5 separate regions of the Homo sapiens genome follow, and regions 2, 3, 4 and 5 are each linked to region 1. A link is a loop called in an ENCODE intact Hi-C map of the cell type or tissue named here. Cell type or tissue: PC-9. All regions are shown on one strand. Region 1 has its middle 33 kb from the start of LINC01252. Region 2 overlaps MANSC1 (MANSC domain containing 1). Region 3 overlaps ETV6 (ETS variant transcription factor 6). Region 4 has its middle 38 kb from the start of BCL2L14. Region 5 overlaps ETV6 (ETS variant transcription factor 6).

Region 1 (5,000 bases):
CCATCTTAAATCAGAGCCTGTGGATTTGATCTTTGATATGATATATTTAAGGTAGCTATTAATATATGGTATGCCCAGGTAGAGTTTTCTTATGGGAAATTAGCTATATGTATGGATTTGAAATTCAAGAAACAATGGCAATCACAAGTAAAGATCTGCAGTTCCTGGTTTAGAAATTATGGGTGGGGATGCACTTGCCTGGGGAGAGCATGCAGAATGAAAATAGAATAGGAATTAAGCTTGATGCAGGGAACATCAACATGTAAGATGCTTGTTTTTAGATACACTATTCCTCCAGAATTAGGGAGACACATGATAACTCAGAACATTCCCCTTATTGATAAGAAGAACTCAGAGGCTCTTCAAGTTCAGGAAAGTTGCATTTAATACACAATAAAGGTGTAAAAGCAGCAGCAAGATGGCTATGTGTAACAAAGCTGAACAGGGTGAGGATAGGAGTTCCTAAGATGAAAGAGATAATCTAGGGTGTCACCAATTCCAGATGATGCTAATTATTTTGGCTCTGGGCCCATTCTTATAAGTCTGCTGAATTGTGACTCCCATGATCTGCCATTCTATTCTTTTCTTCTGCTGAGAACGTGGCTCTGATTCAAGTACCACTGTTCAGTGACATATGTCTTGATAGTCTCCACACATTCAGTAAATATTGATTGAGGTTTTAAAATATACCAGACACAAGGTGAGATGCTAGGGATATATGAAAGTACATAAAACAACATACCCGCCCTCAAAAAACTCAACTACATGCTCCAACTGAGTGTCATCAACTGCCATTATTCTTACTAGCAAAAATTTTACCATTAGCATTTTTTTTTTTTTTGAGACAGGATCTGGCTGCTGCCCAGGCTGGAGTGCAGTGATGGAATCATAGCTCACCACAACCTTGAACTCCTATGCTCACGTGAGCCTCTCACTGCAGCCTCCCGAGTAGCTAGCTAAGACTACAGGCGCTCATCACCATGCCTGGCTAATTTTAAACATTTTCTTTTAGAGAGGGGGTTTTGCTGTGTTGCCCAGGCTGGTCATGAATCCTGGCCTCCAGCTATTCTCCTGCCTCGACCTCCCAAAGTGCTGGGATTGCAGGCATGAGCCATCGTGCTCAGCTAACATTAGCTTTCAGGGAAAGTTTGGCTACCCTTCGTTCTAATAGGTAGATTTGGAAGCTCTTATTCGGGTGTCCAATGTAGCCATTTTCTGTATCTGGTGAAGCAAAGGGTGAGGATTTTCTTCCTCTATCTCGAAAGTGATAGAAAGTCATCACTCTGACCCAATATAGCACAGTGCATGGGCAGAGTGATTTCTTATCATCTATTAGTTTATTTAGTCTTTCTTCTAACTTTTATTACCTTAAATTATTATTAAGTAGGATTCTAAAAAAGCGCAAGCCACTGCACAATAGCATATTTCAGAGATGGTCAATAAAAGAAAACAAATTTTTTTTAAATAATAATAAAACTTAAGCACAGTCTGCAAACAAGTCATTGGTTAAAAAAAATACAACTAATCAAAGAACGATAGTCTACTCATAAATGCCTTCCTTATAAACACCAACATTCAAAGACAAATAATTTCTTTTAAAACTGGAATTCTAGCTGTGGTGTTTCTAATCTTGAGTTTTTTTTTTTTAACCCTGAGATTTAATAAAAGTCTCCAAAAGCGATGAGAAAAATTTAATTCAGTAGAGAATAAGGATGTAGGTTGTCAAAAGGGTGAGTAGAGAAAATTAATCTAGTAGGATGCTTTATTAATATTACTAAAACTAATTAAAATGACAATAGTAATGATGGGATAAGAAGAGAATATGGCCATTTCAAATGATGACATTTTTCTAGTTTAGGTGAGTTGTCAAAATTCCTTCCTTCCTTCCTTCCTGCCTGCCAGCCTGCCTGCATTCAGTCAACACATATACCCAGCATGTGTCAGGCACTGTGGTAGGTGCTGGGATACAAATTCCTTCTTATGAGATATTCACTGATAGCTAAATAAAATCCCACCAAGGAAAGTTACAGCGCAAAGTCTCCAAGATGAACTTTCGTGTTGCCTTGCAGCCTTGTTTTACTTCAGTTGTCTAGTGCTGCCACCTGCTGGGCATTTTCTTTTTCTTTTCTTTTATAAAATTTTATATCCATAGTTTTTAGGGGTCTATATGGTTTTTGATTACAGGGGTAAGTTCTTTAGTGGTGATTTCTTAGACTTTGGTGCAATGCTTGGTATTTTCCTTCTCAGTGAGTTTAACTACAGGTGTGGACAGAGAACCCAGAATTTATTTTATTTTATTTTATTTTATTTTATTTTATTTTATTTTAGAGACGGTATCACTCTGCTGCCCAGGCTGGAGTGCAATAGCACGATCATAGCTCACTGCAGCCTCAAACTCCTGGGCTCAAGTCATCTTCCCACCTCAGTCTTCCTAGCAGCTGGGACTACAGGTGTGCACTACCTCGCCTGGCTAATTTTTTAATTTTTTTGTAGAGATGGGGTCTTGCCATGTTGCCCAGCCTGGTCTTGAACTCCTGACCTCAAGTGTCCCACATGCCTTGGCCTCAGAGTGCTGAGATTGCAGGTGTGAGCCACTGCACCTGGCCTAGAACCCAGAATTTCTTAGGAAAGGAAGGACGGTGAAGAGGGCATTTCCATGTCTGCATGCTGGACTATCCATTTTTCTTGATGAGTACACATTCTCTCTTCCTCTCCACCTAATTCCATGGTGGTACCAGCCCTAACTTCTCCAGAATTACAGGCTCCTCTCTTGCTGGGTGCTGACTCATCTGCCCAATATGCCTAGGGCAATTGCCTTACTTCTCTCTCTCCCACAGAGTTTTGCTACTGAGCTTGTTTGGAGAAAGTTTTGGCCTTCTTTGGCCTTCTTTGGCTTTCTTCCCATTCTTGTGGGAGTTGGAGATTCTTGCCAAGACACTGGAGGTGTGTGCCCAAGTTGCTTAACATGGGCAGGCAGAGGCCAAAAGCCCTCGCAGCAAGCACTTCCACACAATTTTGAATCTGTTCTCACTTCTGCATGTGGGGGCAGTGTTGTGGGTGTTGGGGGTTTACTACTTCCTCATGGGTGGTCTAGGATCAGGTCCTCTGGGCTTCTTCAAAATGCTGCACAAAGTTGCAGCATTGGGGATTAAGTATGAAGTAGGTCATTTGCTTTGCAGCATTACTTCCTGAAGTGAGTCAAATGCATTCTGAGATGGTTTAATCCCTAAAAAGGAGCTCAATGACACCAAGTTCACCACTTACTCAGTGTCACGCCTCATTCTGCTCTGCTTCAAGCTTTGGTTTCCCAAGAATTGCTAATGTTTTATCCAGAAAAGATTAATCAAGTGTACAATACTTGCTCGGACACAAAATCATAGACATCACCATGTCCCATTGCTTGTCATCACATGAAAAATTATTCTGGATTTAAGTTGATAAGAATAACTCTTGGAATATTGAATACACATTTTAAAAATGAAATGCTTAATTTTATGCTTTTTACCCTCACTCAAATCATGTAATGGAAAATGTACTAAAGTAGGCACACATATTTCTTTATATCTAGTAGGCCCCCGCCCCCAAAACTCTCCTCTTCAGAAACCCCAGCTTATCCTTCCTGACTTTGAAACTTCAAGGGCATATCCTGAGCTCAGGGATTGTGCACTGAACTGGGAGAAGAAGGGTGGAATGGCACAGTATTAAACAAATTAATTGCTGAATTTCTTCTGTGACCTTCTGTTTCTTGACTCATTTTCTTTCTTCCTTTAGCTTGACAAATCATGCCATCAACTCCTTCAGCTCTCTCTCCATTCTCAGGCTCTAATTCGTGTTCTCCTTTCCTCTCTTTCCTAGCTACAATTAGTAGCAGTTATGAACCGTCTTTCACACAGCCTGGAACCCTCCATATCTCTGCACTGTTCTTGGATGTAGCCCAGGGTGGTTAGCCTTATTTCTTTCCTTTATCCCATTTTTTAAGGATGAAGTGATTTCCCTGAAAAAGGTTACTATGGAAATTGGTATAGACCCCAGATACTCCCCACATGTGCTCCATCCAGTAGATTAATGCCTCTCACAATGAAGTTATGATGTCTCATGTGGTCTTGAGGATAAAAGAAGATCTTGAGAAAGGGGAATGGGGAAGCCTAGAGGTAGGGGATAATAAGAAATTAGGGGAAAGGCTGGGCGCGGTGGCTCATACCTGTAATGCCAGCACTTTTGGAGCCCGAGGTGAGCAGATCACTTGAGGTCAGGAGTTTGAGACCAGCTTGGCCAACATGGTGAAACTCAGTTTCTACTAAAAATACAAAAAGTAGCCGGGCGTGGTAGCACACGCCTGTAGTCCCAGCTACTCTGGAGGCTGAGGTGGGAGAATCGCTTGAACCTAGGAGGTGGAGGTTGCAGTGAGCTGAGATCAGCCACTGCATACTCCAGCCTGGGCTACAGAGTGAGACTCTTTCTCGAAAAAAAAAGAAAGAAAGAAAAAGAAATTAGGGTAAAGACAAGAAGATAAGAAGTTCTGGGCATGTGAATGTGCATGGTATGGGGAATAGAAAGAGATGTGGGGTGTGGTTTCGGGGTGGGGACAGAAGAGAATGAAGGAATAGAGAAATTTCCAGGTTAACGGGCATTAGTTGAGAAAAGGGGATCAACTCCCACAACCACAACTGAAAGTGGTCCTTGAAAATTAAGACTCAAAACCTAGCAAGATCAGATCTTAATTCTTGAGTTTATTCCACAATGTGGCTTATTTTAAGAAGCTCCCTTTTTCTTCTCATTTTACTCAATTTCATCACTTTAATCAGAGGTGCAGAGTTAAGAGATGAAAAGAGAGAAGTGAAAGTCTGATTATTCAAAATGAGATTCATTTTTATTTATTTTTTAGAGACAGGTTCTCGCTCTGTCACCCAGTCTGGAGTGCAGTGGTTCAATCATGGCTCACTGCAACCTCAACCTCCTGGGCTCAAGTCATCCTAGTCAGCCTCCTGAGTAGCTGGGAC
Region 2 (5,000 bases), 750 kb before region 1:
TCTGGCCATGTGGTAGCTCATGCCTATAATTCCAGCACTCTGGGAGGTGGGAGGATCACTTGAGCCCAGAAGTTAGAGACCAGCCTGGGCAACATGATGAGACCTCATATCCACAAAAAATTAAAAAAATTAGCCGGGCATGGTGGCATGAGCTTGTAGTCCCAGCTACTTGGGAGGCCAAGGCAGGAGAATTCCTTGAGACCAGGAGGTCAAAGCTGCAGTGAGCTGTGTTCATGCCACTACACTCTAGCCTGGGTGACAAAGTGAGATACTATCTCTAAAAAAAAAATAGGAAAACAAGGTTCTCCCTTCTGGAACTTATGTTTTAGGGGAGAGAGACAATAACCATAATAAATAAATAATCAAGAAAAATATAGTCACAAGTGCTATGCACAGAATTGAGACAGGACGGTATAATAGACAATCAGTAAGTAAAGTTGTAACCCCTAAACTGAGATCTGAATAGTGAGGAGCCAGATGTGAGGAGATCAGGGGAAGACCTTCCAAGTCCAAGGTCCTCAGGCAGAATGCTTTGGAGTGTTTGAAAAACCAACACTCCAATCCCAGCTGGTTGACTCATTGTGAAATACGCAGAGAGTGATATGCAAAACGGTGGGGAGGGCCAGATCACATAACACCTTGTAAGTCATAGGAGGGAGTTTTTTTGTTTGTTGTTGTTGTTTTTGAGACAGAGTCTCACTCTGTTGCCCAGGGTGGAGTGCAGTGGCGCGATCTCAGCTCACTGCAACCTCCGCCTTAGGAGGGGCATATGCCACTACACGTGGCTAATTTTTGTATTTTTAGTAGAGATAGGGTTTCACCACATTGGCCAGGCTGGTCTCGAACTCCTGATGTCGGGTAATCCACCCACCTCGGCCTCTCAAAGTGCTGGGATTACAGGCATGAGCCTCCGTGCCCGGCCGGGAGTTTTTAGGTGTGTGGTGGGAAGCTGTTGGGAGTTTTATTTTTATTTTTTTTTTGAGATGGAGTCTCACTCTTTTCACCCAGGCTGGAGTTCAGTGATGCAGTGTCGGTTCAGTGCCACCTCTGCCTCCCAAGTTCAAGTGATTCTCCTGCCTCAGCCTCCTGAGTAGCTGGGACTACAGGCAAGCATCACCATGCCTGGCTAATTTTTGTATTTTTAGTAGACATGGTCTCGCCATGTTGGCCAGGCTGGTCTCAAATTCCTGACCTCCTGACTCATGTATGTAATCCCAGCACTTTGGGAGGCTGAGGCGGGCAGATCACAACGTCAGGAATTCGAGACCAGCCTGGCCAACATGGTGAAACCCCGTCTCTACTAAAAATACAAAAATTAGCCGGGTGTGCTGGTGCGTGCCTGTAATCCCAGCTACTCAGGAGGCTGAGGCGGGAGAATTGCTTGAACCCAGGAGGCAGAGGTTGCAGTGAGCTGAGATTGCGCCACTGCACTCTAGCCTGCACGACAGAGCAAGACTCTGTCTCGGGGAGAAGAAAAAAAAAAGGTGATTTCTCAAAGCTCACCGTAGCCGCCCTCTTGGGAATGGACAGTGACACAGCAGCAAAGTGGAAATGGAAAGACTGGTTAGGAGGCGCAGGTGAGATCTGGGTGAAGAAACAGGGAGTGGCGGGCGAGATGGAGAGAGTAGTGGACATATGGGCTATTCCGAAGTAGAGTTGACAGGACTTGCTGGTGGTGTGGGTCTGGGGAACCAGAAAAAAAGAACCATCAAGGCCAAGTCCTAGTTTTTGCCTTGAGCATCCAGATGAATGGTGACACCATTTGCTGCACTGGGGGAAACTTGAGTAGTTTTAGGGTTGTGGAATGGAATCTAGGTGGAGTGGAATCTAGGGTTCTCTCTTGACTGCATTAAGTATGAGGGGCTTCGGGGAATGATACTGCCCAGGGTGCCTGCGTGTTGACACTGCTTTGCCCCCTAGCTGAGGCTGTGTCTGAGTTTTGTTCATGTGCCAGGGAAGCCTGATGGGTCAAACATCCTCTCAAACAGGAGCGTGAAGCACAGAGTATTGTGTAAATAATTGTTGTTAGGATACGATGATAGAAATTACAGCTGAATTTGTTTTCTAATACTTCTGGAGTGTTGTTACTTTTGTAATGCACATATAAAAGAGCATGTATGGGATGAAGTTCCTTGCCAATGGGAACGGAAAAAAGGGAACTTGGCATGTGCATAAATCTTTTTAGGGCGAGTGTGAAGGTAATGAAGTGAAATTAGAATTAAACTGTTCTTGTGGCAGCCACCAGGGGGCGTTGCCGGCCCCTGAGCAGGTTGATGGACACCTAGGGGCAACGTGGCACCAACCCCGGACATAGTATGCAAAGGACTGTTTATATCTACAGGATGTGTGCAAGTTGTGTTTGTAATTCTGTGTATGAATCTGTCCATGTTGATGAATTCATATTACCCCATTAAAAATGAATTATCTGCCTCCTGCCTGGAGTGAAATTAAATACAGATTATCTGTTTGGTGGTTTGTTTCTGGAAGAACTCTATTTCTTTTTCTTTTCTGTCTCTCTCTCTCTTTTTTTTTTTCTTTTTTTTTAAGGCAGCATCTCACTCTGTTGCCCAGGCTGCAGTGCAGTGGCGCGATCATGGCTCACTGCAGCGGCGCGATCATGGCTCACTGCAGCCTCCACCTCCTGAGCTCAAGCAGTCCTCTCCATTCAGCCTCCCAAGTATTTGGGACTACAGATAATGCACCACCATGCCAGGCTAATTTTTTAAAATGTTTTGTAGCAATGGGGGGGTCTCAGTATGTTGCCCAGGCTGGTCTCAAACTCCTGGCCTCAAGCAATCATCCTGCCTCGGCCTCTCAAAGTGCTGGGATTACAGGCATGAGCCACCGTGCCCAGCCTCTATTTCCTATATCCCATTGACTAATATTTACGGACCAAGAGTTTGAAAGATGACAGTGGATTCTGTTCATTCTCTAAAGCCATTGCAGTTTGGTATTTAATCTTTTATTGTTGTTGTTGGCAGCTTCATGGCATGTCATTTTTACCAAGGACTGGAAGAATAGGAGAATTCAGACATAGAATAAATTGGGAGTCTGTTTGCTCAGCTGGGGTCCCAGTAATAGTCAGTCTCTCATTTTTCAACTCAGTGAAGTCGTTTGAAAATAAAACTCCAAAGAGGAGTTAAGGGCGCTGAGCTGCTTTGCAGCTCCCTTTGTGGCTCATCTCTGCGTGACTGAGAGGAAGCACCATGCCCCAATGGCAAACATGAGTGGGTGAGGCGAATGGAGCAGGTGTGGAGGATCCCTTTGTGGTTCTAGGACCTCTGCCAACAGAGGAATCTTATCAAGAAGTGGGACTGGCCCTAGCTTTGCTTTATTTATGAGCTTGCATGCTTGAGAAAGAAAACAGCTGTTTTGGCCATTCTTGTCAATGGCCATATTTAAGTTCTGATTTCACACACATCACAGAGTGTTTACTTAAACAGTCTTTTTCTTTTTTAACTTTAAAATGAATTATAGGCCAAGTATGATGGCTCACACCTGTAATTCCAGCACTTTGGGAGGCTGAGGTGGGCGGATTGCTTGATTCCAGGAGTTCAAGACCAGCCTGGGCAACATGGCAAAATTCTGTCTCTACAAAAAATACAAAAATTAGCTGGGCATGGTGGCATGGCATTGTGGCCCCAGCTGCTCAAGAGGCTGAGGTGGGAGGATTGCTTGAACCCAGGAGGTTGAGGCTGCAGTGAGCTGTGTTTGTGCCACTGCACTCCAGCCTGGGTGACAGAGCAAGACCCTGTCTCAAAAATATATATATATATATTTTCAAATATATTTCATTTGACCCAAATTCTACTTTAGAGTAGAATACTATATCCTAGAGCAGATGTCCACCAACTTTTTCTGCCAAGGGCCAAATAGTATTTTAGGCTTTTCACACCAGTACTTTAGGTTTTGAAATACAGAAATTTGAATTTTGTATACCTTTCCTGTGTCACACAATTTTCTTTTGATTATTTTTCAGCCATTAAAAGAAATATAAAAACTGGCCAGGCATGGTGGCTCACCTCTATAATCCCAGCACTTTGGGAGACCGAAGGGGGTGGATCACCTGAGGTCAGGAGTTTGAAACCAGCTTGGCCAACATGGTGAAACCTCACCTCTACTAAAAATAGAACAATCACCCAGGTGTGGTGGCACGCGCCTGTAATCCCAGCTACTCAGGAGGCAGAGGTAGGAGAATCGCCTGAATCTGGAAGGCAGAGGTTGCAGTGAGTCGAGATCATACCACTGCACTCCAGCCTGGGCGACAGAGTGAGACTCTGTCTCAAAACAAATAAAAATTTTAAAAAACGTAAAAACCATTCTTAGCTTGCAAGTCATACAAAGACAGATGGCAGGCCAGATTTGTCCATCAGGCCGTAGTTTGCTGAGCCCTGTCCTAGATGGACGAATAAGTGACAGAGTGACAGTGCAAAGAACCTCTCAGAGGGGTAAGGCTTAGAGAGTAGTCACGAGATGGCATGAATCCGTAGCTGCCTCTGGATCCGTCTGTAGGAAAGAGGAGACTGAGGACCAGTTTGGAAACTGGCATGGAGGTGAATTGAGGAAGAAAAAGGAAAAGAGAGCAGGAGTGAGTGGACTGAGAAATGCCAGGACATTCCTCTGCTTCTTTCCTTGTGTTTTCTGCAGTTCTAATGTGAGATGGTTAGCCTAGCAGCAGAGTGATACATGGCAATTCACCTGGTCATTCCCTGCACTTGATTGCTTGAACAGGTCTTTCCAGTTTGAGCTGTGATAAATGGGGTGTGTGATCAGGAGAAAAATTCTAAGCTTCATGGAGCAGGAGCAGGATCTGGGGCTGGTTTCTCCTCAGCAGGCATCGGGACTGTATGGTTTTTCTGCCCTCTGTGTCTACAGTGTGGTCATCATGATTTCAAATATTGGTCCCATCATCCTCATGACCTATGACATTGGCTCCAAAATTCTAATCTTTGAGAGTCCAAATGAAATCTCCCAGATAGCCTCCCTCCTCTGCGCACAGT
Region 3 (5,000 bases), 150 kb before region 1:
AAGGACAACGTCCTTCTCCAGAGTAGAGCTTACTAAAGGAGATGCATCCCATTTTCTTTTTGAACCTCTCCTGCTTTCTACTTCCAGCTTCTTTCCTCCTGGTAAGTTTGGGCAGGAAGGGGCCTTAGAAATTGAGACCAGCATCCTCATTTTTCAGATGAAAAACCTGAGATCAACAGAAATATTTGAGATCACACTTCTTGTTTCGGAAATCAGGTAGTTAGCAGTTCTTGTTTTCGTTTTTCACCATATAGTGCAGTAAAGGGGAAAAGGGTAGACAAAAAAACAAGAAACCAGAAATATTACTTTGCAGAGACATTTCCACGTACCTCGAACTGCACTAGTTCTGCGACTGTGTGCTCAGTGTTGTCTTCTACCAGGTGATGCTAAAGATTTGCACTGAGCCATGCACACACTGCTGTCTAGGTCAATTCTTAAGGTAGCTGCCTAGATTTAAGGTAAGGACTGCAGGGTGGAACATCTTCTCTTTATGCAGAGCTACCTGAACTGGTCGCCTTCTTGGGTGACCCAACCATGCTGGTTTGTCTGGGACTGAAGGGGTTCCGGGGATGTGGGGTTTTCAGTACTAAAACTGAAATCCCAGGGAAACTGGGACAAGCCGGTTACCCTACTGCCTTCAGTAGGATCACATTTTCAACTGAGCTAATACATACAGACAGACAAAATGCATTTAGCTGGAAGTTTTAGCTGGTAGAATACCAGCTAAATGGTAGTTAACATTTTAATTTTTTAAGAAAATTAGCAAGATGCAAATTAATGACTATGAAGGGCTTTGAGCCCTTGGGGAGGAAGGTATTCTCAAAGTAGGAAGTGTTAAGTTCATAAAAGAAACAATATGAGAAGGCAGTGGGGCTTTTTCATACCTAACAAGTATGACTAAACCTGTAAACACTTCCTGTTCCGTCCCATGTTTTTCTGAAATTCGCTTTTCCTTAAAGGCCAATAAGACAGAAGAAAAAAAATTATTCTTTCTCTTCTCTTCTTAAGAATAACAGTGGGAAATTTCAAACCTCCAAAGACGTCTAAAAGTTTAATAAGCTCTTGCTTTTATATATAAATATTAAGGAGAAACAAACAACACTCACTTTTCTCCATAAGCATCCTGCATTCTTACTACATGAAATTTTGAGTACGTAGAAAACCATCTGATCAGGGAAGACAAATACTCACACTTAAGTAGCACTGACTTACTCCTCCACCTAGTTATATTTTCAATACAAAAATTTTTGCTTTAATTAAACACTGTGTTAGGTGCTGACAATGCAACACCGAATAAGAAGGACATACCTTTATTTCATACATCACAGTATCCTAAAGATCAAAACCTGCCTTTCTAGACTTAGTCATGACTCTTCTTATTGCAGTGGAGAAAGAGGGCTGCCCCTAACAGCAAAGCTCACACTTAAAATCATTTCTCCCCAGCAGCACTTCCCATTCACAAAGAGCAGTGCTACAAAAGGCAGCCTCACTTTCACCTGTTCTGGGTCACCAACTACACTGGAGGGGCTTGGCCTAGAATCGGGTAGAGGGGATGTGAAACCAAGGAGGGGGTTACACTGGGGAACATGTCACTGGGCCTCTACTCACAGAAACAGCTTAAAGCCACCTGTACCCACATTTGGGAAACGTGTGTCTCTGGTCTCCTGGAGGCATAAATTGAACATTATAATATTCTAGGGAAGAGCAAACAGCAACCCACTGAGGGGTCTTGGGCCATGGGAAAGTCTTCCATTCCTCTACTTCTGCTCTAAAGGGTTGATTGTTGTACACTCCAAAGCAAAAGAGGAAAATCAAACCCAGCTCAGAAGTCCGCCCACATTCTGCGGTGGAGAGAGTTGCCAAAACCATTCTCTGCACCTGTAGGATGAAGTCGCAGGTTCACAGAGCAGGGACAACTGTCAGATGTCCACCCCGCAACATGGCTCCCTCACAGGAGAGTCCACAGTTATGGACCTAGGTTCTCTGCTGGGCTGCGCTGGACAACCCGTCCTTAGAACTCTAAATCCTGCCTTTGCACAGGCTTCCTTGGAGCTCTCTGAGGCCTTGGTGACTTGCACCTTTGTGCACACTACAATTGGCTTCCTTGAGCTTGGCAACCCCAGAGCAGCAGCCTCATTGGACTTCTGTTTGTACAGGACTTGTCAAGCAGGTTATGCTGCTTTTCTGCCACCTTTCTTTCCAGACACCTCTAAAATGTAAAGTTATCAGGAAATAAGAGAGGGATAAGGTTTTCTCACCACAATCCCAGAGGCCTACAAAGGCTGCCTAGACCGTGGGCTTTGCTGAAGGCCTGCTGCTGGTCTCTTAAATGGTGAGGCATGTTTTTTAAGGATTGTAGAGGAAGAGTTGTCAAATATAAGGTCAGAGTCAAATGCACTGTGTTTCTATCATTACTGCTGGCCTCTTTACAGAGGGAGTAAAATGCACCCCTCGACGCTGGCAGCAAGTCCTCTGGTTGCATCAATAATTTTCGCTTGCACAGAAAAATCCCCCAGTAACGCATAGATGGTCATGAACTCCCCTTTCTATTTTGCAGACCTAGAAAGCGTGGTAGAGAGAAATTAAATGCCTTTGTGAATCAGCAAAAAACACATAGGGATAAAACCCAGGACAGCTGGTCTACCTGCTTTAACCCATGCATTCAGCACACCATGGGGAAAATAGTTATTTTTTCACTACAAAAGAGGTGACCTTCTACTTCAGACATGTAAGATAAAAAAATTTTTTAAAGATACGGTTGTTTTGTTGAGAGAACAATCAATAAAATAGTAATGCCCAGTACAGTTTTATCCAGAGGTCAAGGTAGTATCTAACCAAGGTCAAGACTGTATTGAGTCAAGAGTTCAAAGGCCACTATCTTCCCCATAGTATGAGTCAGTCAAACTGAGATTGCTTCAAGGTTAAGGAAGGAATCATCAAATTGCCAACAGTCATACCAAACAGGACAGGGAAATTGGCTATTCCTGTCACATCTCCTTTCCATTAATTATTAAGTAGTTGACTTAGGGAGCAACCCTCTCAGATTCGGGGAGAGTCCATTTATGAGACATGAACTCAAATCTACCACACAGCAGCCCAGTCCCCCCCACCTGATCCCACATGGCTGCCTGGCAGTTCTAAGGGGCTTCCAAAAAATTCTCCAGTTAAAGGCACAAAACCTTTGAACAGGCCTTCAATTCTAGTGCTCCCACCCAGATGAGACTACTCAGGAGTTGAGATAAAATCCTGAAAACATGGGCAAAGTTCAACTGACAGCTGCCCCTTCTAGGCCACGAACTGGCACACCTGGCCAGTTGGCAACGGTTCCTTCCTTCAGCAGATCTTACCTGCCTGAGCAGGAAACGGTGATAAGGCTAAAGCTAGTTCATGTTGACTGTCACGCTTTCTCACACTTGAGCAGAGCCCAATTTAGAAATAGCCTTAAACTGTTGCTTCAGTTCAGTATGTCACAGAGCCATCAAAAATAATAGAGAATGTATGTCAAAGTGTTTTGTAAGCTGTAAAGCCCAACCTACCGTAGTACATATTATCATTTTGATATTAAATAATGCTAAAGAAGAATATTAAATTGTAAATAAACATTGATAACTATGGAACCATGTAGGTATACGGCTAAAGACTTGAAGTCAGATACGGGTAACTGGTAACTATGCAAAAAGGCTCAATTAGAAAAAAATCTTTTCAGGTGGTTTAAACATTTAATGAACAATAAAGTGTAAATGGTTTCCTTTAATTATAGATGTCTATGATCCAATTCAATAGTGAAGCTAATGTCATAAATCTTAACCTGAAGGGGATTTCTAGGTAGATTTCCTCAAGTCCAGCCCTGCGTCCTCTATGACTGCAAAGTAAATGGACCTTTTTTTTTTAAGGCATAGACAAGCAGTCCTCAACCTTTTTGGCACCAGGGACTGGTTTGGTGGAAGAACATTTTTCCACGGACTGGGGGCAGAGGGATGCTTTCAGGATGATTCAAGCACATGACATTTATCATTAGATTCTCATAAGAAGCACACAACCTAGATCCCTCACATGTGTCATTCACAACAGGGTTCGTGCTCTTACGAGAATCTAATGCTGCCACTGATCTGACAGGAGGCGGAGCTCAGGTGGTAATGCTCACTTGCCCGCCACTCACCTCCTGCTGTGCGGCCCAGTTCCTAAAAGGCCACGGACAGTACTAGTCTGCGGTCTGGGGGTTGGGGACCCCTGGTATAAACTGTTCTTACAGGAGGTATAAAAGTGCTTGTCACTGCATAATCCACCTGTAATTTACTCCTCTGTGCCGAATAAACAGCCAGCTTGAAGAAGGAGTAGACAGGTGACAGAAGCCTTTACATAAGGCCCATGAACTGAAGCACAGGCCTCAAGTGTTATAAGAAGGGGAGGCCGGGGAGCGGTGGCTCATGCCTATAATCCCAGCACTTTGGAAGACCGAGGCGGGCAGATCACTTGAGGTCAGGAGTTCGAGAACCGCCTGGCCAACATGGTGAAACCCCGTCTCTACTAAAATTTTAAAAATTAGCCAGGCGTGGTGGCGCGTGTCTGTAATCCCAGCTACTCGGGAGGCTGAGGCAGGAGAACTGCTTGAGCCCGGGAGGTAGAGGGTGGAGTGAGCTGAGATCGCACCACTGCACTCCAGCCTGGGCAACAAAGAGAGACTCCGTCTCAAAGTAAAAAATAAAAATAAAAAAAAATTTAAAAAAGGAAGAGGAGCTACTTTCTCCGCGGGGTCTCCTGTCATGGAGCCACCAGAGGGGCTCACACCTGCGGGCCACCAGGCCCTTAGGCCTCTTCCCTGCCTGTGATGCAACCTATACAGACGTGTGCTGTAACGCTGGCTGCACTTTTCATGACCATGTACGTCACAGATCCATTCCCCCCACGCTTTTAATCAAGCCTCTTAACTAGAAAACCAGCTCCAAGGAGGCTAAAGGGTCTGTTTTCTTAGGTCTTACTTCTTCTTCTCTGAGTCTTTC
Region 4 (5,000 bases), 450 kb before region 1:
CAACAAAATATGTTTAGTTTGGATTACTGGTTCATACCTGGAAATTACTATAATTTCTTTCTTTTTGTTTGTTTGTTTTTTTGGCCTGTTCTCTGTGAACCTAAAAGTTGCTGTGATTTTGTTAGGTTACTTTGAAAGATTATGTGCTCTGAAATTATACAGACCTGGTTCTGGTCTCAGCTGTAAGGTGCAGACAATTTCTTTAACTTCTCTGCAGCTCTTTCCCCATCTGCATGGGTATTTTAGAGATTATTGTCAGGACTAACTGTGATTCTGTATCTAAAACTTCTGCACTAATTATCAGAGAAATACATGTTAAAACCACAATGAGATATCACCTCATACCTGTTGGAATGCTGTTATCAAAAAGATGAAAGATAACAAATGCTAGCGAGGTTGTGGAGAGCAGGGAAGCCTTGTGCACTGCTGGTGGGAATGTAAATTAACACAGCCATTGCAGAAAACAGTATGGAGGTTCCTTAAAAAATTAAAAATAGTACTACCATATGATCTAGCAATCCCACTCCTGGGTATATATATCCAAAGGAAATAAAATTGGTATGTTGAAGAGGTATCTGTACTGCCATGTTCATTGCAGCACTATTCACAATAGCCAAGATTTGAAACCAACTAAGTGTTTAAGTGTTCATCAACGGATGGATGGATAAAGAAAATGGGGTTGGATAAAGAAAACACACCATGGAATACTATTCAGTCTTTTAAAAAGGAGGACATCCTGTTGCTTGTGACATAGATGAACCCAAAGGACATTGTGCTAAGTGAAATAAGTCAGGCACAGAAAGACAAATACTGCATGATCTCATATGTGGACTCTTAAAAAGTTGAACTCAAAGAAGTAGAGAGTAGAATAGGGGTTACCAGGGCTTTCAGGCTTGTTGGGGGGCAGTTGGGGAGATGGTCAAAGAACATAAAATTTCAGTTAGACAAGAGGAATATATGTTCAAGAGATCTATTGTACAACATTGCAACTATGATTAATAACATATATTTTTGAAAATCACTGAGAGATTTTAAGTCACCCCTAAAATGATAACTTTGTGAGCACATGCATATGTAATTAGCTTTATTTAACCATTCCACAATGTATACATATTCCAAAACATGTTGTCCATGACAAATATACATAATAAAATAAAAAAATCCTGGCACAGAGCTGGCATTTCTGAAGTGTTAATTCCTTGTAACGCCATTTCTCAAATCGAGATTCTACCTGCACGCACATACCACAGGCTTCCATCTTTGCTCTGTTTTAGTTCATGACAGCCAGAGTTGCCCTCAAGATTTTCTAGTTTTTTGGTTCCCAAACTGGGATTCCCCAGCTCTCAGGCCCTGAGAAAGTTGTAACTAGGGTCTGTGGGTTAGTTTCAACATGCTGAAATCCTAACAAAAATCATTCATGGGTGGGAGACCAGGTTAAGAAGGGATCAAGTGTCTTCGCCTTTGTCTGTGATATGGACTCACTGTGGTAACTCTGGTTGCATCATGATCATCAGAAGGCCTGCCTGACATTTATACGTCTGATCCCTCAAGACAGAAAGCTTATTAAGCTCCTATTTTAGAGATGCATTCTGGTGGGCAACATCTTTCAGAAACACTGAATTTATGGGAAAAAATAGTAAAGAAGTTAACGAGTCTGGGGCATTGAGATCCACAAAGCTTAAGTAACTTCCCAAGGTCACACAGCAAGTTGGTAGCAGTGCCAGGACCAGAACTGATTTCTGCTGACACCTCATAGCCTGCGTGTTCCACTCCTTGCCGTGCCGTCCAGACTACCTTCTTTTCCACCTGGGTCCTTCATGTCTATCAAATATCACCTTGGAAACAGGCTTTTAGTCAGGATGTTGTAGTGTCAAGGGCAACTGAAGTCTCCTCTACACTAGGACCCCAGGAATCTAAGGGAGAAGGTATTTCCGACCATTTATTATGATTTATAATTTCAGCCAGAAATTTTTCTTCTGCTTCCTTTCTCAATTAGGGAAATGTGTGCTTTAGAAGATTTTAAATGCTTGGTTACTTAAGAGAGAAAGAAAACTCTGTTGCTTGTTCATATTATTTGTGTTTTTTTCCATGCAAAGACAGGAGGTTTTCAGCCAAGGCAAATCAGAGTGGCTGACATTCCCACGGGAAAGTGGGCCGGGCGTGAGAACAGGATGTGTACCTGTCTGGAAGCTGGAGCCTTTGATGTACATCCACAAGAGCCCCAGAAGGAAGCTGTTTTGATAAGCTGTGGTCACCAGGTGGCGCTACACACACGCTGTCAAGTCCAACAGTTTTTCAGACCTGCAGGATTTTTCCAGATTTACCGAAGCAGGAAAAAACAGGAAAAACAAAACGGGTCCAGTACTTCAGCTCAGAATAGTTGAGTTGAAAAGAGGTGGAAAACCCCCCAGACAGCTTGCCCTCTTCAATCGTGTGGCAGAGCATCCACTTGGTGCCCTTCGGATTCTTTGAGTAAATGTGGAGCTGGCTGGCTCCTCAAGGGAGTGTGGAATCAGGACGTGGCTGGTTCCGGCTGCAAGAAAGTCCCGGTTATTCTGCGAGGGCGAAAGAGCTCCAGCGTTAGGGCTTCAGCAGAGGCGGTTGCTAAGGCGCACCAGTCCTTTACTTCGGACCAGTCTGACCTTAACGGGAAAGGCAATTTCCCTTTCTGTATGGGGAACTCATTTCCTTTGTTGCTTTCCTTATTTTCCTCCCAGGGTCTTTTAATTCCATCCTGATTGGGGCCTGAGAGGAGGGCATGGGTGAGGTGTGAACCAGCAGCGCCCTTTCTTCCTTCTCGCTCCGCCCCCAGGCAACACCCTCCAGCACCCAAGCCTACCCTCTTCCTCCAACGGAAAAATGCACACGGCATATCCGTGTCTGTCCACATGCCGGATTTCCCGGCCAGTTCTGATGTGAAATATCTTGAAAGTTTGCTAAGGGGCCACTTTATATTAAAAGAGGATTAAAAAATAAAGAAAATCCCATACCTCCAATCTGAAAGTCTTTTCTTGGTGCCATAAAAAAACTGAGCTATCAGCCCTCTGGTACCTTCGATTCCAGGCCAAAGGCCACTGCCTGGTGGTGACGGCCAACGTGGAGGCACCCAGGCCAGCTCCCACGGCATCTCTGCCGACAAGCAGTGACTCCAGCAGATTGTAGTAGCACCTACACAGCCAGAGCTACACCCAGGTGCTTGCTTTGCTGCAGTTTGGGAGGGATCAATGTTCCAGAGCAGCGGCTCACCAACCTTAGCATGGCTCAGTTGCTGGGCTCCACTCCCAGAGTTTTTGGGTGAATGCGTCCAGGGTGCGGCTGGGAAATTTGCATTTTTAAGAATTTCCCCCTGAGGCTGATGCTACAGTCTGGAGACCACACTTTGAGAACCACTATTTCAGAGTAAAATGCTGGTGGGAGGAAAGGAGCAGCAGGAAACAGCCGATGACTGTGGTGTGGCCGGTCTTTCTCCCAGGCGGGGTGGGGTGTGTGTGCCAGGATTGCAGGGTCACCAGGAGGGCCGGTTCTGTGGGGGCTGCTGAAAATCCTTATCCCTCCTTTCTAGACTAGTGGTTCTGAGACTTGGCAGCACATTGGAATCACTTTGGGAGCTTAAAAAAAGATACTGATGACTGGCTTCTAGCCCCAGACGTCCTGATTTAATTGGTTCACAATGTGGTTTGGGCCCTGGAAGATTTAAAAGCTCGCTAGGTGTTTCTGATGTGTAGCCCAGGTCGAAAAATCACGGTGCTAGGTCCACGTCTTACTGCATTCTTATATCCAGTCCCCAGTAAGTGTAAGTTCTCACCACCCATTCTCAAACCCTTCCAGCTGTCTCTCATACCTCCCTGCCTCAGGCTGAAAAACACTGGCACCTGTCTGAGTACTGACTTCCTATTTATCCTTCAAGACGCAGGCCAAATATTTTTTCCGTGGTGGAGATTTTTCTGGCTTTCCCTAACAGTTCATCTCCTAAAGCACTGTGGATACACTAGAACTATAACCTTTATCTTTCACTTCATCGCAATTACATTCACGTGCTGAATGTAATGATGTTTCAGTCAAAAACCGACTGTATGTATGAAGGTGGTCCCATAAGATTATAATGGGGCTGAAAAATTCCTATCACCTAGTGACGCTGTAGCCATTGTCATGTTGTAGCTCAATTACTTTATTTTAAAAATAAACAGTGTAGCCTAAGTGTACTGTGTTTATAAAGTCTACAGTAGTGGACAATAATATCCCAGTCCTTCACATTCACTCACCACTCACTCACTGACTCACCGAGAGTAACTTCGAGTTCTGCAACAGCCATTTTGGTAAGTGCCCTATACAGGTGTACCATTTTTAATCTTTTTTTTTTTTTTTTTTTTGAGATGGAGTCTCGCTCTGTCGCCCAGGCTGGAGTACAGTGGCCCAGTCTTGGCTCACTGCAAGCTCCGCCTCCCGGGTTCATGCCATTCTCCTGCCTTAGCCTCTTGAGTAGCTGGGACTACAGGCGCCTGCCACCATGCCCGGCTAATTTTTTGTATTTTCAGTAGAGACGGGGTTTCACTGTGTTAGCCAGGATGGTCTCGATCTCCTGACCTCGTGATCCGCCCACCTTGGCCTCCCAAAGTGCTGGGATTACAGGCATGAGCCACCACGCCCAGCCCATTTTTAATCTTTTATACTGTACCTTTTTCACGTGAGGTTTGTTTAGATACCCAAATACCATTGTGTTACAAGTGGCTATGATATTCAGTACAGTTACTTGCTGTACAGGTTTGTAGCCAAGGAGCAATGGGCTATACACCGTAGCCTGTTTGTGTTGTAGGCTGTAGGCTGTACCATCTAGGATTCTGTGAGTGCACTCTATCATGTTCACACAACAAAACTGCCTAATGATGCATTTCCCAGATGTATCCCTGTCGTAAAGCCCTGACTGTATTTCTGTTCATATCTTCCCTCCCTGCTTGATGGTTAATAAAAGTTGGTGATTGAATGAATTCCATAGTTGGAGA
Region 5 (5,000 bases), 220 kb before region 1:
CCTCGGGCTACATGGATAAGAATGTCTGTGGGTAGCTGTCTCCTCTTCTTCCTCTCCCCTCCCCCTCTGCCTTTAGTTAATTGCAGCTGTGGTCAAGGGACTGCAGCCAAAAGTCCCACAATGCACTCCTCCACAGGAAGTTCCCAAGATCTCTTCCTGAACAGGAAATTTCCTGTGGTCCAACAGACATTCCTCTCAGCGTTTATCACTCACATACATTTGTTTTGGCAGATACTGGGTCTTGGGTAAGAACAACAAGCAACGGTTGGAGGGAAAGCTACCTTAGAGAAAAAAATGCAGTTATTGTCAGGGGAAGAAAGTGTGACTGAATTAACTCCTATCTCCAAGGAAAACAAATACTAGCAAAATGGACTCAAGAGATCTGAAATGTGTGAGAATGTAAATACCACTCACACAGCTATGCAACACTAGGGATTTTATTTGTAACTCAAAGTGAAGGTAGGCAGGCTTTTTGGGGGCCAACTTCAAAGCATTTAGAAATACTCTTGTAAAATTTTCATTTTTATAAATGTCATGGCTACAGAGTGATTGAGATTTTACATTTTTTCTGCTGTTTCTTTATATATGTGCCCTAACGTAACTTATTTCCTCATTACAGAATCATTTCAATCTCTCCCACTTCTAGACACTAGCATTCCCCTTTCCTGAAGAGGAAAGAGCTACCCACGTGGCTCGCAAGCTAGTATTTCACATTTGTGTTGCTTCTCCATAGTGGAGTCTACACTTTCAGGGGCTCTAAGAGGTGGTATGAGAAAAATGTAAGTACTGGGGCATGACCAGCATGATTTTCCCTTGTAACTGGTCTTTCTGCCCCCGATCTTATAATCCATCCCTCAGCACATCACTTTCCTAAAATCCTTCAATGGCTGCCCACCAATTTGGAGGTCTTTACTTTTAATTTCCTTCATGGCCCAAATTAAACTTTCTCCTCTCCTAAGTCAACTGCTTCTCTTCTGTGGCGCAGTGACATGAAACACACTCCAATCACCCTACGTTCTAATTTGTTGGTTACTTATCTGTCTTCCCCAACGAATTACAAGTTCCTTGAGGTCAAGAACTATCTTATTTGTCTTTGGAATCCCAGTACAAAGGATTGTGCCTGATACATAATAGATAGTTGATAAGTTTTCCTTGGAAAGATAATCTCAAAATCTTATCCTTGTATGGTAATAAAAAACAAAGGAATTTCCTTTTGTTTCTATCATCACATTCCCAAATAAACCCATCACACAAAACTATCTTATATTATAAGCATTCTAGCAATCTAGTAACAACCTACAAGAACCACGGAACTAAAATCTTTTCCTTCAAATCACACAAACTTGGAATGTCCACTTTCTCTGGTATGAGAGATTTGTGCATACCATAAGTCCTATTTATTTTACTTGGGTTTTAGCTGCAGTGAGATGCTTGGCTGTCTGCCCCTACGGCCCAGAACCTTTCCAGTTAGGCTTACTTAACCCTCCTTTACTTTGAAGTTCAGCTCCACCCAGACTCCGGGACCAGGCCTACCCTTTATCAAGAGGAAGCTTGGGACCAGTGGTTCAGGGAACCAGTATTGAGTCACTCCTGCTGGCTTTTCTGTGCCCTTGTCTGCCACCTAAAAACAAGCCTTTGCTGTAATGGGATGCCTATCTTGGTTCCTACCCAGCTCTGTCTTCCAGTCCTTCTCAATAACAGAAGTCCTATGACCGAATCCCAGTCTCTGTGGCTGGATTTCTGCTCCTTGAGCTCTTTGTTTCTAAGGTTAATGCTGGATGCCAGCTCTCAACTGCCAACAGCCTGCCACCTTACCACATTCACCAACGACTGGCAGCCCTGGCCCTCCTCCCACTATCTGGTACTGAAACTTCCCTATGACCCTGACTCTGTGGGTACAGCCGAGGTTTTGGAACTGTGAATTTCTTAAAGAGAGTAACTTTTCATTTCTGTGTTCCCAGTGCCGGGACTATTGCTAGGTACACTGTCTGAATAAAAATAATGGTGTTTGAAAGAATGAATGGTCTCAAAATGGAGAGGCATGATTAGATCTGTTAGGGACATCATAGTAAAGGACCAACAAATTATTTCTGGGTTCTTTAGAGGAGAAAAAGAATCTTTCATTGAAGAAAGGACATCTAAATGCCTCTCGACAAGGAGATAAAGCTCTACTTTAAGAAATTACCCTAGGCCAGGCATGGTAGCTCATAGTGAGACCTTGTGTCTACAAAAATTTTAAAAATTAGCTGAGCATGGTGCGGCATGCTTGTGGTCCCACATACATGGGAAGCTCAGGTAGGAGGATTGCTTGAGCCCAGGAGGTGGAGGCTGCAGTGAGCCATGTTCATGCCACTGCACTCCAGCCTGGGTGACAGAGAGAGAACCTGTGTCAAAAATCAAAACACACACACACACAAAAAAAAAAAAAAGAAAAGGAAGAAATTATCCCTTAGTGCTATTCAATGTCTTAAAAGAAAGAGACAAGGAAAGTTTATAGAGAAGAAACCTGTCATTGCACAGCCTTGGTGTCCTTGATCGGCCCCACGCATGGACAGTGCACAGCGGAAGCTCTGGTTTCAGTGGTAGATGATGTATAAGAGTAAGAGGCGCCTTTAGGATGGCCAGTGTCTTTAATGCCCCTAAACACTTGGGAGGGCTGGCTGGTGGTTTCCACTATTTTATTTGTATCTCATTGGGTTGAGAGTCAGAAGGTCTGAGCTCCAACATTCACTCTGCCATTGACAAGCTTGATGACCCTGGACAAGTCATCTGTGTCTCCTCATCTGTTATGGGCTGTTGGAATGATAAATGGCACGAGGCTGCCACATTACAGGGTGAGTATGAATATGGCACATAACAGGTAAATACGAATCTTGGCCGAGGACCAGATGATGATTAATGCAATGTTGTTTTTTTCCTTTCCGGCAAGAAAAGGAAAAGCCTAAAGCTCGATCTACTTTCTTGTCTCAAATGCATCATAACTAGTCCTTTTCACTTAAGACTCACTCACAATGTACTTTCCTGCTTGACTGGACAGTGGCTGAACTGGAGGCTGAGGTGTCTGTATTTTATCTACGTCAAGTGAATGCTTCATTCAGAGGCAAAGGGAAAAATCTAAAGAATGTGGCCAAGGTAATTTGAGCTTCATCAGTGAGGGAATGGATTTGCTGTGACCACTCAGATCAAATTCATGATGTTATTTTGCTAGGCTTTTTGAAGCTGAGCTAACAGATAAGGGTGGCAGCCTCCTTCCTCCCCTCTTGGCTAACATTTACTGAGTCCTTGCTGTGTGACAGACACTGTACTAAGTGTTTTACATTTATATTTTCACTTATTTCTTCGAACCACCCTATGAAGTGGACACTATTCTTAACCCCATTTTATCTAGGTCTTTGGAGAGGTTAGGCAACCTTCCAAGTTGCTCAGAAGTAGGAAGTAGCAGAGCCGGAACTGGAATGTTATTGCCCACTGTACAATATTACCTTTCTGTATACCATGGAAACTGCACCTTGTTCTCTGGAATATGAATGGGTTTGGCCCATGCCTTCCATGGGTGGAGATGTAGTGGTGAAATCGATGTGGACAGAAGCCCTGGAGGGCACGCCAGTAAGTGACAAGCTGAACTTCCAAAGACTGCATGAATGGTTTTTAGGAAATCAATCATTAAAGTGCTACATAATCTATCATGGTTCCCAATGATGACTGAAATTGTTCACTTTGGCTCTATTGGCCTGGTTTCCTTGGAGGGTGCCCCTCCTCCATGCATCGTCCCCAAGGCCAGAACAGCTGGTGCTCTTTGCTAACTGGGCACCAGTTCCAAGGATAGGGAATCAGAGGCAGAATGTTTTGTGAGGAAGGCCCGGTGCTGGGGCACTCCGGCCACCAGCGGACTGACAGAGCCCCAAGCTCTTCAACTTCAGGGCTTTCTCTAAGTTATCCCAAGTTTAATATTTTAAGTATATTCTGCTTTAACCAAATAACAGTTCCTGCTTTATTTTTATAAATATTATATGCTGAGGTCCAATTTGAAGGAAGCAATCTTAGAAGTTAAAAGTAAGGCACAGATCCAGCTTACATTGAATGAAACAACTAAAAGCAAATATGCACATATGCCTTGTACTCTTAGACTATCCCTGAACAGACTTTAAAAATGGATTAGGCGAGTATCACAGTATTTGTGACTCTTACTAATGGCATGCCATGGACATCAGAGAAAGGCTGTTACGGTCAGTTCAACGGTCACAAAACAAGACATGTAAGATGAATTATTAAGTTTTGTGGGCAGTTACAACGGAAGTAGAGGACATGGTTCTTTACTTTGAAGTATTTACCACCAAATGAGAAAGAGAAAACAAATAAATGTATGCCTCAATGGCAAATCTCATTGATGTCTGCATGGAATGATAACTAGAGACTTTATTTCTGGGAACCACCAAGTAAAATAATGGTTTTCTCCTGCCAAAATGCAGACTTCTACTAATCCCCACAAATCTGAAATGACTGGTTTATCTTGCATAGCCATAAAAAATGGGCACTGATAGAGTATAAAAGGAAAATACCTCAAGAGATAAAAAACTCAGGTGCAAGGAAACCCACAGGTATGACAGTCAGGTGTCTTGCGTCAAGCTGACCTCTCTGCTCACTGAGTATCTCTCCCTTGATTCCACAGCTAGCACCAGGAGGCTATTTTTAATCACCAGGCTTCAGACAGCTGAGTCTAGTTAGAATAAGATCTCTGAGTACGGAGGCAGCAGAGAGGCGCCAAACGCCTGGAGCGTGCACTAGAAAACCTGCTTGTGCCCAAGCAGCTGAACTGAGAAAGAACACAGCCCTAAGATCACGGACCAGAATGGTCAAAATAGCCCCAGGTAAGGGTCAGGCAGAGGTCGGTTTCATAGGAAGCATCTTCCTTGTCTTTGAGCTTAGCCAATGTCCAGTTCCAAGAGCTATTTTAAGTGCACTCTTAAAGCTGCTTCTATCCTCACGCCCACACTAAGGTC

What was found. Hi-C counts contacts between places; a loop is a spot of excess contacts. Peaks named below come from ENCODE experiments on the same cell type or tissue, not always from the same donor. Only the 100,000 strongest peaks of a DNase experiment are listed, where the experiment ranks them.
Region 2: it touches region 1 in a loop (15-fold over the local background); 36 of 110 quality-filtered maps call a loop at or near these places.
Region 3: it touches region 1 in a loop (6-fold over the local background); 6 of 110 quality-filtered maps call a loop at or near these places.
Region 4: it touches region 1 in a loop (17-fold over the local background); 110 of 110 quality-filtered maps call a loop at or near these places.
Region 5: it touches region 1 in a loop (15-fold over the local background); 4 of 110 quality-filtered maps call a loop at or near these places.

Annotation. Positions count from the first base shown.
Region 1 is chr12:11,578,464-11,583,463 of GRCh38, reverse strand. No RefSeq gene overlaps it. Among named protein-coding and RNA genes, the nearest start is that of LINC01252, 33 kb to the right of the region's middle. RefSeq lists an enhancer at 4,396-4,595. In PC-9, a CTCF peak has its summit at 2,090 (motif pointing left); DNase peaks (open chromatin) are centred at 2,023, 2,833 and 3,213; H3K27ac peaks cover 3,350 bases.
Region 2 is chr12:12,331,823-12,336,822 of GRCh38, reverse strand. All of the region lies in intron 3 of MANSC1 (MANSC domain containing 1), which reads left to right. Among named protein-coding and RNA genes, the nearest start is that of MANSC1, 16 kb to the left of the region's middle. In PC-9, CTCF peaks have their summits at 2,035 and 2,237 (motif pointing right); a DNase peak (open chromatin) is centred at 4,742; H3K27ac peaks cover 1,091 bases.
Region 3 is chr12:11,727,529-11,732,528 of GRCh38, reverse strand. All of the region lies in intron 1 of ETV6 (ETS variant transcription factor 6), which reads right to left. Among named protein-coding and RNA genes, the nearest start is that of ETV6, 80 kb to the right of the region's middle. RefSeq lists enhancers at 1,664-1,763, 2,004-2,113 and a silencer at 3,364-3,513. In PC-9, no CTCF peak of the experiment used is centred here; DNase peaks (open chromatin) are centred at 898, 2,138 and 3,378; H3K4me3 peaks cover 959 bases; H3K27ac peaks cover 4,347 bases.
Region 4 is chr12:12,030,783-12,035,782 of GRCh38, reverse strand. No RefSeq gene overlaps it. Among named protein-coding and RNA genes, the nearest start is that of BCL2L14, 38 kb to the left of the region's middle. RefSeq lists a silencer at 2,134-2,428 and enhancers at 2,880-2,979, 3,430-3,479. In PC-9, CTCF peaks have their summits at 2,058 and 2,257 (motif pointing right); DNase peaks (open chromatin) are centred at 354 and 2,212; H3K4me3 peaks cover 521 bases; H3K27ac peaks cover 550 bases.
Region 5 is chr12:11,794,196-11,799,195 of GRCh38, reverse strand. All of the region lies in intron 2 of ETV6 (ETS variant transcription factor 6), which reads right to left. Among named protein-coding and RNA genes, the nearest start is that of ETV6, 150 kb to the right of the region's middle. RefSeq lists enhancers at 2,927-3,615, 3,616-4,304. In PC-9, no CTCF peak of the experiment used is centred here; DNase peaks (open chromatin) are centred at 195, 3,035 and 3,505; H3K4me3 peaks cover 1,928 bases; H3K27ac peaks cover 3,485 bases.